2 separate regions of the Homo sapiens genome follow, and region 2 is linked to region 1. Evidence: read pairs that join two places in POLR2A ChIA-PET (ENCODE). Cell type or tissue: PC-9. All regions are shown on one strand. Each heading gives the region's core, and the rest is flanking DNA. Links, peaks and the distances in the headings are about the cores only.

What was found. Peaks named below come from ENCODE experiments on the same cell type or tissue, not always from the same donor. Only the 100,000 strongest peaks of a DNase experiment are listed, where the experiment ranks them.
Region 2: POLR2A ChIA-PET joins it to region 1 with 7 read pairs; 3 of 35 experiments call an interaction of 5 or more read pairs at or near these places.

The regions. Positions count from the first base shown.
Region 1 is chr12:19,254,384-19,259,774 of GRCh38, forward strand. PLEKHA5 (pleckstrin homology domain containing A5) reads left to right here. Exons shown (of 32, transcript NM_001256470.2): 5 at 662-782; 6 at 3,050-3,154. Among named protein-coding and RNA genes, the nearest start is that of PLEKHA5, 130 kb to the left of the region's middle. In PC-9, for the core only: no CTCF peak of the experiment used is centred there; no DNase peak of the experiment used is centred there.
Region 2 is chr12:19,512,303-19,517,693 of GRCh38, forward strand. AEBP2 (AE binding protein 2) reads left to right here. Exons shown (of 8, transcript NM_153207.5): 6 at 96-163; 7 at 2,369-2,482. Among named protein-coding and RNA genes, the nearest start is that of AEBP2, 76 kb to the left of the region's middle. In PC-9, for the core only: no CTCF peak of the experiment used is centred there; no DNase peak of the experiment used is centred there; H3K27ac peaks cover 1,088 bases.

The DNA.
Region 1 (5,391 bases), core at 238-5,237:
AAGAATGTATTATACTATAAAGCTATTCACAGAGTTAGTTACTGAAATTGTTATTGTTTTTAAAATTAGAATAATCTCATAATTCATTTTTAATTTTTCAGTTGGGTGACCAAGTAGAATATCTGCAATAATGCCTATTATAAATAAACATGATAGGCCGGGCACAGTGGCTCACGCCTGTAATCCTAGCACTTTGGGAGGCCAAGGTGGGCGAATCACTTGAGGTCAGGCATTCAAGACCAGCCTGGCCAACATGGTGAAACCCTGACTGTACTAAAAAAATAGAAAAATTAGCCGGGCATGGTGGAACGTGCTGGTAGTCCCAGCTACTGAGGAGTCTGAGGCAGGAAAATCACTTGAACCTGGGAGGCAGATTCTACAGTGAACCAAGATTACGCCACTGCACTGTAGCCTGAGCAACAGAGTGAGACTCTTGTCTTAAAAACTAATAATAAATAAACATGATAATAATGTATTTTTGGCTTAGGAAAAGCGTTAGCTGTATTTAAAGTTGTTGTAAGTATTAAGGCCTGACTCTAGAGTAACTAGGATCCAAGTACTGTGAAAAAGTAGGACACTCGCATTGTTAACTGTAGAGAAGTGTAATTATAAAGCGGGTTACATACACAGCAAGTTCTAGCATTTTGACATATATTTTCAGGACTGTTGCAACCATGACATCTGAAGAAAAGAAGGAACGGCCAATAAGTATGATAAATGAAGCTTCTAACTATAACGTGACTTCAGATTATGCAGTGCATCCAATGAGCCCTGTAGGCAGAGTAAGTTATTTTGCTTTATATTAATTATTGATAAGGAGTAAACAGTATCTATACCGTTACTCATAATGGACTTAAAAGTATAGAATAATAATTACATTTTTATTATTACATGAATTTGAAGGTAATTGATATAAGAAGCAACAGCCCGAAATACAAAGTAATAAGATTGTAATTCAGTGACTTAAATTTTTAAATTTGGAATAATTTTAGAAATACATTGATATTTGTGAGAGAGAATGGGTACACTTAAGTTTTAAAGGTGATTATTCATGTAATAGCCTAGAAATCAAATTATCTGACTATAAGAATGCTTAGATGGAGAAAACATTTTTCAGCAAAACCATTGTAATAGTATATTATGTTTATTGTAAGGAAATAGATAATTATAAGATAATTATAATAATAGTATTTTAAATGCCAGTTAAGGTTTTTGAAATAAAATTTTGTTAGGAGATTATAAATGAATGTAAATTTTCAAGTAATATAAATAATTTCTGATTATTAAGTAAAATAAATCCAACAGGCTAACTGAGCATAATGCTTTATGAGTATATTTTAATTAAAATCTGGAGAAATTGATGAATGGATTGAGAGCCACTAGGTCATTGTCTTGAAAGAAAGTTGAATCTGTTCCTCATACTTTACACCAGAAATTTTCTAGATGGATCAGTTGTTGAAATGTTAAAAACAAAACTAAGAAAAAAACAATGGAAGATTTGAAAAAAAAAAAAAAAGAAAAGCTCAGAATGCAGATGGGCTTTCTAAATATGACATAAAACTCAGAAGTAACAATATAAAATAATGAGAAATTCAACCACACGTAATTATTATCCATGCAGAGTATCTGTAATTCATATAACAATTAAAGAATAATTTCCTTATAATTAAAGAAGTGCTGTGAATCAATAAGAAAAGGGCTTATGAGCCAGTTTGGAAATGGAAAAATTATATGAAATCAGTTTTCGGGAAAGAAAATGGAATTTACTCTTAAATATATGAAAAAAGATTCTCAGCCTCATCCATAATATGAAAAATACTAATTAAAACCAGAAAAAGACACCATTTCCACCTGCAGATTTCCAAAGATCAGAAAGTTTCATAACACAGCACACTAACAACAGTATGGGTAAATAGGCATTCGGTTTATATAGTGAGCTCCAAGAAATAATGGAACAGAAGAGTGGATATTAAAATATGCAGTCATTTCAGAAAAATACTCATTAATCATGAGAACAATTATTTTAGATAGATAGGCACACACATACAGTGATATTGGTTGCCACACAGTTGTGAGTGGGGCTAGCTGGGTGCTGGAGCCCAAGAGTGAGTAGATTGATCTTTGTGTATCTTTTTGTGTCGTTTGAGTTTTATACTGTTTTTAAGCATTACCTGTTTGAAAGTAAATTAAAATCTATCAAGAAAACATGCTTTAGGAAAAATTTTGTTGATATTGGGCCTTAAAATTTTCTTATATACTAATAAAAGCTTCCCAAAACAAAATTCTAAAGAAGTATGCTGGATTTCCAAAGATTCTGAACAAGTAGAAAAGTAAGAGATAATTTTATGTTACTTTATAGCTTCATTGTTTTCATCTTTGTTGGTCACCATTATGATTCCTGCCAAAATAAATCTTCATGGTAACCATAGCAGTATTTTTAAAGACTGTATATCCTTATGTGTATTTTGAAGAATCCAGTAAACCCCATCTGTCTAGTTTAAGTTCAGAGTTGTCCATAAAAAAGAAAACACTACATCACATTAAGCAGATCCTTCCTGTCCTGTTTTGACTTGATGTGATATATTTGTTTATATTTAATATCTGTATATTTCTCCTCAGACTGAGTGCCATTAACTTTCTTTAATTGAACCTGCACTATTAAATGCAGATATAAAGGGAAAAGTTCTGTCATTTGGTTTATTCTTAAAGATCTGTTAACAGTTTTTACTCAAGATCTATTCATTTTATATAGCAGGTAGGACAAAATACTGCCACATACTCTGTGTTTCTAAAAATTGTATATCCTATCCAGATTTTAAAGGAAAGATTGTAAAACTTGTGATACCCTGGGGGAAAAATTTTTGGTGCGGAATTCTTACACTTCAAAAAACTAACCCAGCAAAAGTAGAATTTTAATAATTTTTCTGAAAAGATTTAAGTCCTGCAAGTCTTGGGAAAATCTGAAAAGAGATTAAATTTTAAGAGGAAGATAAGCTCAAATCTCTAGGCATTAATACCACATTTTCTGTCATGCTCTTTTTCTATTTAGACTTCACGAGCTTCAAAAAAAGTTCATAATTTTGGAAAGAGGTCAAATTCAATTAAAAGGAATCCTAATGCACCGGTTGTCAGACGAGGTTGGCTTTATAAACAGGTATTTTTTTTTTTTTGATATGAAACAAAAGACAGAATTAGAAGGAACCTTTTAAACTGAATGTACCTAAGACAATTCTATAAAATCATAAAATTAAGAAGGAACTATGGAGAAGCCACCCAGGTTATTTGACTGCTTGTTACCCCTGAAGAATATCAAGGGAACAGTGAAGACAGAAAAAGGAGTGGACATTACTTACAACTGAGATTGTGTGTTTGTTATGGGTATTTCTAGACTTAAAATTAAATATATGCTGTATGAAAATGTTAGAAATAGCATGGTAAAAGTATCCAGACAGAAATATTTTTAAAATGTCAAAATTGAAATAAACAACTAAATATTAATACAAGGGTACTCATTTTTCTATTGATATAAAAATTGTTAGAGAAATATACAGTTGTATATTTCCCCCCTTTATACAGAAATTTTACAATAATTTCAGATTTTTCTGAGTTTTTTCAGATTTTTGATTCTATAATATGAGATTATTCTTTCTTCCTCTTATTTTTTTTGGTTATTTATTTTTTCTTTTCTTTTTAATTTGCTCATACAGGGTTTACTCTCAGGCGTCCTGATTGGTTGATATTGCTGCACTGACTGGGGAACTTGCTATCTAAGCTCTTTTGGAACCTTATTAGTTTTGCAATTAGTAAATATATATGTACATTACTTCCTTGGATTTTGACATCATTTCGATTACATAGAGGCTATTTACTTCCCAGTTTGCAGCTAGGTTTCAGATAAGTGACTGGTAGATAACTGAGGTGACATCCTCAATCTTCAAGGCTTTTTTCTTTCTGATTCTATATACGTACAGATGATACAAAGCAAGTTAAATATTAGTTCATTGGTGTCAGTTTATTCTGTTAAATATTGCTGATTGCTTTCAGGTGACCTAATGATTTTTATTTATTGAGTCATAATTTTTATTGAAAGATCATTGACTATATTTTAACCATCTGATATTTAAGCTTTCCAGGCTAAAAGGTTTTTGCACATTTAGTTTCTTTTTTTTTTCTTTTTCTTTTTTTTTTTTTTTGTGAGACAGGGTCTCACTCTGTCACCTGCCCAGACTGGAGGGCAGCGGTGTGATCTCAGCTCACCGCAACCTCTGCCTCCCGGGCTCAAGCAATTCTCCTGCCTCAGCTTCACGAGTAGCTGGGATTACTGGCATGTGCCACTACCGCCAAGCTAATTTTTGTATTTTTAGTAGAGACGGGTTTTCACCACCTTGGCCAGGCTGGCCTTGAATTCCTTTCCTCAAATGACCACCCACCTTGGCCTCTCAAAGTGCTGGGATTACAGGCGTGAGCCACCACACCCAGCCCAGTTTCTAATAGAAAATTTTCTCCATATTTTCCAGCTAGTCTTTCTAATAAGTCCAAATTATGATCCACTATTTCAGTGCAAAACTGAGCCTCATACCCTAATGGCATTCCTTATTTAAAATAGCTCTTGTTCTTATTTCTTGATCCCTTGGTTAATTTAGCATTGCAAAAGTATTACCAAGTAGCTTCTCTAACAAGTGTTTATTTTGGGCCTAGTACAGTGGTTCACGCCTGTAATCCCAGCACTTTGGGAGGCCGAGGCAGGAGAATCACTTGAGCCCAGGAGTTCGAGACCAGCTTGGGCAACATAGTGAGACCTCATCTCTACTTTAAAAAAAAACAAAAAACAAAGATTAACCTGGTGTGGTGGTGTGCATCTGTAGTCCCAGCTACTCCGGAGGCTGAAGTGGGAGGATCACTTGAGCCCAGGATTTGAGCTTGCAGTGAGGTATGATCATGCCACTGCACTCCAGCCTGGGTGACAGAGCAAGACCCTGTCTCCAAAAAAAAAAGTGTTTATTTTGTAATATGTGTGTGACACATATTTGTTTACAGTGTCCCTTATCTGTACTAAAGAAAGAATATAATGAAGTAATTGAAGATGGCTGGGTGTGATGGCTCACACCTGTTATTCCAACACTTTGGGAGGCCAAGGTGGGTGGATCACCTTAGGACAGGAGTTCAAGACCAGCCTGGCCAACATGGAGAAACCCTGTCTCTACCAAAAATACAAAAATTAGCCAGCTGTAGTGGTGCACGACTGTAATCCTAGCTACTCGGGAGGCTGAGACACGAGAATCACTTGAAACCAGGAAGCAGAGGTTGCAGTGAGCTGAGATTGTAGCACTACACACCATCCTGGGTGACAGTGTGAGACTGTCTCGGAAAAAAAAAAAAATTGAAGATATC
Region 2 (5,391 bases), core at 319-5,318, 260 kb after region 1:
AGCCATCGCGCCCAGCCCCAAAAGTGTTTTTTAACAATACATGAAAATGATGTTTTACACATTGTTTTTATGATTTCTTTTCATGTCATTATCAGGTAATAGCTAAGAGAAAAGAAGATTCTGGGAAGATCAAACTTTTGCTTCATTGGATGCCTGAAGACATGTAAGTATTTGAAATATTATGCCTTAGTAATAAGTTCATGTTTTATTTTTGTTAAAATCTTACACACAAAAATTATTTATTAAATTCAAATAAAAAGAAATTACATTTTACAACGTTTTGAGGTTGTCAGGATTAAAGAGATAATCTGAAAGGTCTTACACTATCAGGTTCACGTTTTACGCTTCAAAACTTAAGCCCCCCCTCTTTTTTTTTTTGCTGGAGGCGGTGGCTCACACCTGTAATCCCAGCACTTTGGGAGGCTGGGGGAGGCCGGCAGTTCGAGACCAGCCTGGCCAACGTGGTAAAACCCTGTCTCTACTAAAAATACAAAAATTAGCCGGGTGTGGTGGTGCGCACCCATAATCCCAGCTGCTCGGGAGGCTGAGGCACGAGAGTCACTTGAACCCGGGAGGCAAAGGTTGCAGTGAGCCGAGATCATGCCACTGCATTCTAGCCTGGGTAACAGAGTGAGACTGTCTCAAAAACAAAAACAACAAAACAAACAAAAATCTTAAGCTTTTTAAATCTTGTGTGGTGTTTTTTGTTTTGTTTTTGTTTTTTTGTTTTGTTTTTTGAGATGCTCAACCTGGGCATCAGTGAGACTCTGTCTCAAAAATAAAAAAGTAGTTAGAGAAAATTTAAATCATTTTTAGCATTTTTAGTGACCTCCAAGCAGTATACAAGCAGCCATAGCTGTGCCTTTGTTTGAATCTTTTATTTAAAAAATTTGTAAATGTTCTTTAGTGCACAGTGAATGGTATTTTATAGAAAAAGCAATTGACTAATTTTCTAGCAGTGATTACATTTTTCTTTAAGTTTTAGTGCCCATTTAGAGCTTAGTTCATATATTTCATGTATTTTTTTATCTTTCTTATTAAAATTTTCTTTTTATAAAAGGAAATGAGGGTATATTATAGACATATTGGACAAAATTAATAAGCATCAAGAATAGAATAAATTTCATTGAAGGAGATTTCATTATGTGTACCTAATTCACGTATGTGGCCAATGGCTGGGCGCAGTGGTTTATGCTGGTAATCCCAGTGCTTTGTGAGGCTGAGGCAGAAAGATTGCTTTTAGGGCAGGAGTTTGAGATCAGCCTGGGCAGTATAGTGAATCCTCGTCTCTACAGGAAAACAAAAAAAGAAATTAGCTGGTTGTGATGGTGTCGCCTGTAGTCCCAGATACTCAGGAGACTGAGGCGGGAAGATTGATTGAGCCCAGGAGGTTGAAGCTGCAGTGAGCCGTGATTGTACCACTGCAACTCAAGCTTGGGTGACAGAGTGAGACCCTGTTCAAAAAAGTCAAATTCAAATGTGTATATTCCTAATGTTTTGGAAATTGATTAATCCAAATATCAAAATACATTCATTTGAATTTTCTTGTAGAGTTGAATTTCTTTGAATTCAGTGTTATGGCCGCATGCATTTTTTTTTTTTTTTTTAATGGAGTTTAGTCTTACAGGGTTTTTATTTATTTCTTTTTTTTTTTTTTAAATGGACTTTAATCTTACAGGTTTTGTTTCTGTTTTTTGTTTTTTTGGTTTTTTTTGGAGAGAGAGTCTCACTTTGACGCCCATGCTGCAGTGCAGTGGTGCACTCTTGGCTCACTGCAACCTCTGTCTCCTGGGTTCAAGCGATTCTTGTGCCTCGTTCTCCGGAGTTGATGGGAATACAGGTGTGCGCCACCATGCCCAGCTAATTTTTGTATTTTTAGTACAGATGGGGTTTCACCATGTTGGCCAGTGTGGTCTTAAACTCCTGGGCTCAAGTTATCTTCCCCCCTTGGCCTCCCAAAGTGCTGGAATTAGAGGAAGGAGCCACCGCACTGGGCCCTTTTATTTCTCTCTTAGTAAAGAAACTTGCTGTCAGATTTCCAGCAAGTCAAAATCAAGTATGAATTTCACTCATTGAGTTAAAAGCTAGCCAGTGTGTTCTGACAAATTTCTAATTTGATAAGATATTGCCACTGAAAATGTTTAATTTATTCCTCAATTCATGTTTAAAATTTAACACTGCCATTTCTTATCTGGGACTCCAAGTCCTGCTATTAAGGTTGATAGCTGAGCTTCCCTGGCTTCTGGGAAACTTGTTCACTTAACGTGGACTGATCAAAGTAGCAGAAAATGCCAGAATGTGAAGGCACATGGAAGTGTAAATCTAAAATTAATGTTACTTTATTATTGACTTGTTTTTTAATTCATAGTCTGCCTGATGTGTGGGTGAATGAAAGTGAACGACATCAGTTAAAAACTAAAGTAGTTCATTTATCAAAGCTACCCAAAGATACTGCCTTGCTTTTGGACCCAAACATATACAGGTAATTTAATTCTTGCCTTTATGTTTTACTTTTTGATTTGTAATTTTCTCTCCCCAAATTTTGGATAAATTAGGACTTAGTTTTAAGTGCTGAATTTTAATACCAAGCATATCTCATTACTTCCTGGCTTTTTTTTTTTTGGATGTGGACTCACAAAGAGTTAAAAATTGTAGAATCCAGAAAAACAGTATTTTGCTAATAAAGTTTATATGCTTGTTTAATCCCAGATTTATCTTAAGTATGTTAGATTGTAATATACATAGTAATTTGAAAATAAGTGCCCTTTAACAAGGTAATTCTTTTTATAATAACAGACTTTTGTGGACCTAAGAATATGTTGCATGAGTCTGAATACCAAAACTGTTTGATTTTTTTTAGCTTACCCTTTCTCCAAACTTTCCAAAAGAGCAATTCAAATATTATTTGTTTTTTAAGACATAGCTTAGAGTGTTCACATTTCTAGTAATTTTATGTTTTGAGCTTTTTTTAGTGTGCTGTGCTTATGAAGGTATGTGGGGGAAGGAGAAGAGACCAACATTTCTCTTTTATGTGCTGAGTCACTTTGCTAGGTGCTTTGCGTATACGTCATCCTCACGGCTGCTCTGTGAAGTAGGTTTTACTATCTCTGCTTTACAGGTTGGAAAACTGAGGCAAGAGGTTAAATAGTTAATCTGCCCAAGTTTGCACGAATGTGGTTGAACTCCATAGTGCCTGTATCCAAATGATGTACACGAGAGTGATTAAAAAAGTGGTGGAAATGCTTAAAACCAGCTTTTAAAAGGCACTCTTATTGAAAGGACTTTATATCTTTTTTCAATGAAACTTTGTAAATTTTAGCTATCATAAAGATAGCAAATTTTATATTAATTAAGTGCTTTGAAGGGTATATTCATTCCACGATGCACCTTTTTGGAGTGCTATTCACCTGGAGATTTCCTGTAATTTGAGACATTATTCTGTGAGTGAAATTCCAACATAATGGGCATTGCTATGTAGAAGCATAGTTTTCCCTATTACAATAAAAGGTTTTTTTGGCTGGGCCCAGTGGCTCATGCCTATCATCACAGCATTTTGGGAGGCTGAGGTGGGCAGGTCGCTGAAGTCTAGGAGTTCGAGACCAGCCTCGGCAACATAGTGAGACCCTGTCTCTACAAAAAATACATGGTGGCACATGCCTGTGGTCCCAGCTACTCAGGAGGCTGAGGTAGGAGGATTGCTTCAGCCTGGAAGTTCGAGGCTGCAGTGAGCCAGGATTACACCACTGCACTCCAGCCTGGCTGACAGAGCGAGAACCTGTCTCAAAAAAATTTTTTTCTTCTCAAACATCTTTTGGTGAAAGTGCTAATTAATACAATAAAACTTATTCTTTGTGGAATGAACTAGATCATCAAGGAGAAGAAGATTGAGAGTAATCTACCAAAAATTTGGGAAGGTTACGAGTTACTTCTCTATAAAGAAAAATAATTGAGTGTTGTTGATTTATTTGTACCTAATTTAGAGTTATTTCTGTTTACTCTTTGGAGAGATGAATTAAAATTAGCATCCTAAAAGAGTGATATTTTGGGAGAGCCACTCTTGCCTTTTAGAACTAGTCGTAAACCTCTCTTAGAGAGTTGTCAAAGGGCCATGAATCTTAAATTAAGATTAATCTGTGTTTCTGCCTGCATCCTGCTTCCTTCTTTCCAAGAGTCTTGCTTTCTCACCAAACCAGCTTATTTTTTTTCTGTTCTTATGCCATATAGGAAGCAATTTAGACATTTTAGTGAAAGTGACTTAAAACAAAATTTAAGCTTGAACTGATGTTCTGAAGTGCATAGGAACAATGTTGCATATACTCAAATTTATGTGTGTGATTCCACAAGTCTTGTTGATTTTATTCTTGGAAATGAGGTTGTTCTTAAGATATATTAGGTGCTTCTGTAGATTTAATTTTCCTTACCTGTATCAAAAAAGCCGTCTTGGCCCGGTGAGGTGGTTCACGCCCATTATCCCAACACTTTGGGAGGCCGAGGTGGGTGGATCACTTGAGGCCAGGAGTTTGAGACCAGCCTGGCCAACATGATGAAACCCTGTTTCAACTAAAAATGCAAAAATCAGTCGGACGTAGTGTTGCACGCCTGTAATCTCAGCTACTCTGGAGGCTGAGGCACGAGAATCACTTGAACCCAGGAGGCGGAGGTTGCAGTGAGCCGAGATCACGTCCTACACTCCAGCCTCAGCTACAGAGCAAGAGTCTGTCCAAAAAATAAAAAAGGCCATCTTAAAACTTAATTTTGACTCTAAACCTCTGTGCTTTCACTATTCTGGAAATCAGAATTGAGTGTACTGTAAAGTGGCATAGAGTCATAGAAGCCCCTACATTTGTCCTAGTGTACAATCTTTTCTTAAATTTCTGGATTTTGACTGGGAAAATTTGTGAAATTAATTAAAAGAAGAAAAACAATTATTCTTACTTGTTTTTAGGAGAAATAACTTCCTGCTTGTGCACATGTCAAAATGAAAGTATGGCAAACCTTCTGCAAAATAGATATATTCCTTCAAAATGAGTCTAACAGGAATATACAGTTGGTCCTGTGTATCCACAACTTCCACATCCATGAATTCAACCAACTGCATATCAAAGCTATTTAGGGGAAAAAGATAACAATACAACAATACAAAATAATACAAATAAGACCAATATAGTGTAACAATGATTTACATAGCATTTATATTATATTGTTATAAGTAATCTTGAGGTGATTTAAAGTATACAGAAGGATGTATGTAGGTTATTTGCAAATACTGCTGTTTCCTTGGATTTTGGAATCTGCAGGGGATTCTGGGGACCCCCCACTCCCACTGTGCATGCCGAGAGACAACTGTATTTATTTGGGATTTAAGCACTGGGGTTTGTTGTTTTTGAGACC